Linked DNA regions of Homo sapiens: region 1 is linked to region 2. Evidence: chromatin loops called from intact Hi-C (ENCODE). Cell type or tissue: heart left ventricle. All regions are shown on one strand.

Region 1 (2,500 bases), 1.1 Mb before region 2:
CGGAGGCCAGGGGGCTGTGCCAACCTGGAAAAAGTACACATGTAGAAAGTACATGAAGAACGTGATTACCTACAACAGCCCCAGCCAAGCACAGCTGTTCACATTGGGCCCATTTTCTAGGAGTGTGTCTAAGTGGGTGTGAATGGCTGTGTTCAGACTGCATACTCTTTGTATTGTCCCATTTGTCAATGAAAAGTAAGTCCTTCACTTTGGACTGGAAGTCCAACTTTTTTTTTTTTTTTTTTTTTTTGAGGCAGAGTCTTGCTCTGTTGCCCAGGTTGGAGGGCGGTGGTGCAGTCTCGGCTCACGGCAACCTCCACCTCCCAGGTTCAAGTAATTGATTTTCCTGCCTCGGCCTCCAGAGTAGCTGGGATTAGGGGCACCCACCACCATGCCTGGCTAATTTTTTTTGTACTTTTAGTAGAGATGGGGTTTCACAATGTCGGCCAAGCTCGTCTTAAACTTCTGACCTCAAGTGATCCATCTGCCTTGGCCTCCCAAAGTACTGGGATTACAGGCGTGAGCCACCACGCCCGGCCTAGAAGTCCAACTTTTTACCCTTTTGTCCAGACAAGACCTAGTCTTTTTTAGGGGGAGGTTCTGATTAGTGAGTGTAGATTTGCACTTGGTACTGAGGCCTGGTCATGTTTTTAAAGTGTTTCATTGATAAGCTACGGGTGCATGAAAATGTCTTATAATCACACCAGTGTTTGCACCTTAATGTTGTCGTGGGGTGAAACAAGGCTCTATCCATTCACGCTTGGACCACAAGGTCACCTGTGCTTGTTCCCTGCAACTTTGATGTGGGGCTGGTAGGAGACCTCCTGCTATGGGACAGGGGCCAATTCGGGGAGTGTCGAGGTCCCCCTCCGCCAGAGGGAAGCTGCAGCCCCAGTGAGGGGTCAGGAAACCCCGAGTGCTCGGGAACAAGGCTCCAGGGAGTCACTGTCCCAAGCTGGGGAGTTTTCTAAAGGTGTTCGTTGTTGTGGATGGAAGCGACGTTGCTGCCGGACTGGGACGCAGGTGCCAGGGGATACAAGCGAGTTCCGGCTTCACCCACTTTCTTGGTGCCTGTTAGGGAGGCGGGAGCTGTGAGTGTCCTGGAACCCTGCATTTCTTCTCTTGGCTTCCTTTTTATTCTAGAGCTCATGGTCTCTGATGGAGGCTGATTAAATCCCTGGATCTGGTATTTCTAAAGAGTGAGGTTTCTTGTCTTGCCACCAGATGTCAGTAAAATCCCTCTTAAAATAAATGTGCTGCTGGGCAGGTGGATCCAGAGAAGGGAGTCCTGTCTAGGATTTGAGGCTTGGCTGAGGTGCCGGAGAAGGCTGTGGTCCTGTGTGCTGATATGGGCAGCTCTGGTCCCCAGGCTCCTTGGGGAGGCCTGACTCTGAAAGCTCCCCCAACTTGCCTGCCTTGCAATCCCAACTCTGCTGGCACCCTCGCTTGTGCAGGAGGCCACTGCAGTGCAGGCGTGGGACGCGGAGCTGCTGCTGAGGGACCGGGGAGGGGCCCCACGCTGGGGTCTCAGCACTCAGGTTCCTCTGCTTCCGGCAACACCTCGGGCTCCATCTGTGCAGGATTTGTTGCAGGAACAGGGGAGGCTTTACAGGGCTTTGTTCAGCGTGGTTCTGCCTGAGGGCGATGACATTTTTATTTATTTTAATTTATTTTTTTGACACGGAGTCTCGCTCTGTTGCACAGGCTGGAGTACAGTGGTGCGATCTCAGCTCACTGCAACCTCCGCCTCCCGGGTTCAAGTGATTTTCCTGCCTCAGCCTCCTGAGTAGCTGGAGGCTACTCAGACGTGCGCCACCACGCCCAGCTAATTTTTGTATTTTTAATAGAGACAGGGTTTCACCATGTTGGTCAGGCTGGTCTCGAACTCCTGACCTTGTGATCCGCCCGCCTCAGCATCTCAAAGTGCTGGGATTACAGGTGTGAGCCACCACTCCCAGCCAACATTTGTTAATATAACTGCAGAGCCACATCGCGTCCACACCAGGGATGCTGTCGGGGTGACTCTCCATAGGCTGGAGAGGACCCCAGGAGACAGGGGAGGGATGGTGCTGACGGAGGTAGCAGAGGGCCCCGGGTGCAATCCCTATAATTCCCATGCTTTGCCACTTTACCTTAGAAATAGGGACCATCTCTGGATTGTATTTATTGCTCATGAAACAGTTTCACGCCTCTTTTCCACTTGTTCCAGCAGAAGCGTGTGGGTGGCACTGATTCCATTAACGTGTTGTCATCTTATTTACTGGGTTGATACTGATTCCAGAAGCTCTGGGCTGAGAGTGGCCCAGGGTGGGCCTAGCTGTCCTGCTGGGGGCTGGGAGGGCGGCGAGGTGACTGGATGTGCAGGCTTTAGGTAGAGCTGCACTTAAGTCCCAGCCACACTCGTGATTCCTGGATCACCCTGGGAAGTGTCCTGATCGTCCATCTTGCTCCTGTATCTCTAGAATGGCAGCAGTAATGCCTCTGCCATCAATATTTTGAA
Region 2 (2,500 bases):
ACAATCACACAGGCTCTTTATCCCAACCTTTCCATGGAGCTCAGGCTGTCAGCCACCTCTTCAGAAGTCGGAATGCCTGGAGAGCCCTTAGTCCACGTGTCAGCTGCGCCTCCGTCTTCTGCCTCCACTTTGTCCTCCACCATTTGACCAGGCAGTGCTGGGAAGCAAGGAGGGGACCAGGCTGGAGCCTTAAGTCCTGGCGCAGCTGTCGACCGTCAGTGCGGCCACTGCAAAGCGATGTAAATGTCCCAGAGTGGGGCAGCTGGTCGGTAAGACGATGTCACAGACGCCTGGGAAGAGGAATGCACTGGATAAAACGCTGCGTCACTGAACTCTTATTCACAGCCCTGAGCATCCGCCTTTGATTATATTCATAGCCTTGAGGAAGAGCTAGAGATGAGGCATCTTTCCTCACGGAACAGCCGACACAGATATTACAGCCTGGCTTTGGGCTTCAGGAGACGGGCTCAGAGACATCAAGTGCTCTGCCCAAGATCACACAGCAGTGAGTGGCTGAGCAGAGGCCAGACCCCTCCCGCAGCCACTTTGTAATGGCGGCTACAATCACCGAGACGGGCTGAATTTCAAAGCCTCTATTTAAACAATGATGAGCTACAAAATGCATTCTTACTTCTTAGGTTAACACTTTACTCATAAATTAGGAGATTAAAAAGTCGATATAAAATGTATAAAAAATCTTCACCAGATGACTTCCACCGTGTCAGGAAGCTGCTATTTCTGTTACGTTTTACTGTTCTCTTCCCCAAATCCCTGGCGTGTTGCCTGGAAATTCGCGATTTTCTGTAACTCTTCTTCTAGCTCCGAGGATTTCGTTTGAAATTCCTGCCGCAGTCGGAAACATTTTGGAAGACCGCATTTGAGCATTTGATGCAGAAAAAACACACTCCCGGTTACCAGCAAGATCGCTGTGGGGAATGAGGCACTCGAGAAAATCTACATTTGGCTCTGAATTTTCTCAACTTCTTTCCTTCCTCTAGGGAAACAGAAGCGCGGAAAGGCGCCCTCTCCTTCCCTCAGTCTGAGGCTCTTGCCCGCCAGGCCCTTCCCGACTCCGCCCAGGCCACGGGCTGCCCCACCCACACCGGCCGCCTGAGGGGAAGCGGCGGCACCGCCCGCGCGGGTCCGGCCCTGAGGCGGCCTGGTGCTGCCCCCTGCCGTCCAGCGGGAATCGCAACCGATTTCAGAGACGAAATCTAAGAGTAACTGTCAGATGATTAGGAGGGTTCTCCCAGTTCTACAAATGAGTCTATTTGATCGTGGTCCACAATCTTTGCCTGACTGAAAAAGGCGGTTTTCAGAATGCGGAGGAGCTCGTTCCACCCTGCACGAGCAAGAGAACGTTGGAGGCTGCAAGGTGCCCTGCAAAGCCCTTCAGAAAGTCCTGGTGAAATCCCAGTGCCAGAGACGACTCCGAGCGAGATACTGCTTTGGACTTCCGTGTTCCAATCCTCAAAGTAGATTTCACTTGCAGGATTTTGAGAGGTTTAAAAAATACCTGGCAGGCATGTAAAAATGGCAGCAGTAAAAGAGGGTATGGAATTTTTATTTGTAGATTTCAATATATGAACTTTTTCAAGATTACATGAATAAGATCAATAGAGAGATTCACTTTAGCATACTGAGTCTGTTTTTAAATGAACCTTAATTTAGCATTATACATATGTCAGGATTGCATTATTTTATATATTAAAACTAATCCAAGATTAATGGGAAAATAGAGAATCTAAATTTATCCAATTATTTCAATAGTAGTACTTAATAAAGCTCCGGCTGTAGAGATTTATTGATTCGGCAAACAGAGATGGTCTCATCTCCACAGCACAAGAAACCCTGTGCATCACAAATGAGTTTCACGGGTTTAAAGTAAAATTTCTAGTAGCTGTTTTTTAAAAGTGTAAAATTAATTAATTAAGATTGTTTTATCTTGTATCTTACTTTGCAACCAGTAACATTGTGGCTTCAGAGCCACAAGTCCTAAATTTGAATCCAAGGCTGGCCTCTAGGCAAACACCTCTCAGATGCTAGATGGTGCCTTTGAAATAAGCACGTGTTATATAACCCAGTGTGCACAGAGGCCTCATGCCCACAAACTGTTGCTACCTGGGAATGTCAGATAGTCCTGCCTGCCACTGTCACCCCTGAACTGTATGACTTGTTTCTTCTCCTATGGCCTTGACTCTTGGTTCTTGACTCTGGTATTCACTTGGCCCTGGTGTCATCCATACTAACATGTTGTATATAAGATGCATGTGTACAGTGAGTTTTTATTTTTCTAATTACAAAATGAATAGATGTTCATTAAAAAATTACACCTTGCTGAAATCTGAACTAGACCAGATTAGCCTTGCAAGGCTCTGAAAACCAAATTGTTACTGGAATTACAGTTCACAAAAATAGGCCAGGTCCTATACACTGAACCTAAACAAAGCTACTGTCTGTTAAAAATCAGAAACTTAAATAGGATCAAGAATCTTGGCAT

Evidence for each region. Peaks named below come from ENCODE experiments on the same cell type or tissue, not always from the same donor. Only the 100,000 strongest peaks of a DNase experiment are listed, where the experiment ranks them.
Region 1: a loop joins it to region 2, with 28 times the contacts of the local background. A loop is called at or near these places in 61 of 110 quality-filtered maps.

Annotation. Positions count from the first base shown.
Region 1 is chr13:111,473,406-111,475,905 of GRCh38, forward strand. No RefSeq gene overlaps it. Among named protein-coding and RNA genes, the nearest start is that of LINC02337, 120 kb to the right of the region's middle. RefSeq lists an enhancer at 1,461-1,961. In heart left ventricle, a CTCF peak has its summit at 1,224 (motif pointing right); no DNase peak of the experiment used is centred here.
Region 2 is chr13:112,605,402-112,607,901 of GRCh38, forward strand. It overlaps a transcript of TUBGCP3 not described here. Among named protein-coding and RNA genes, the nearest start is that of TUBGCP3, 18 kb to the left of the region's middle. RefSeq lists silencers at 974-1,023, 1,054-1,283. In heart left ventricle, a CTCF peak has its summit at 1,186 (motif pointing left); a DNase peak (open chromatin) is centred at 1,110; H3K4me3 peaks cover 1,274 bases; H3K27ac peaks cover 468 bases.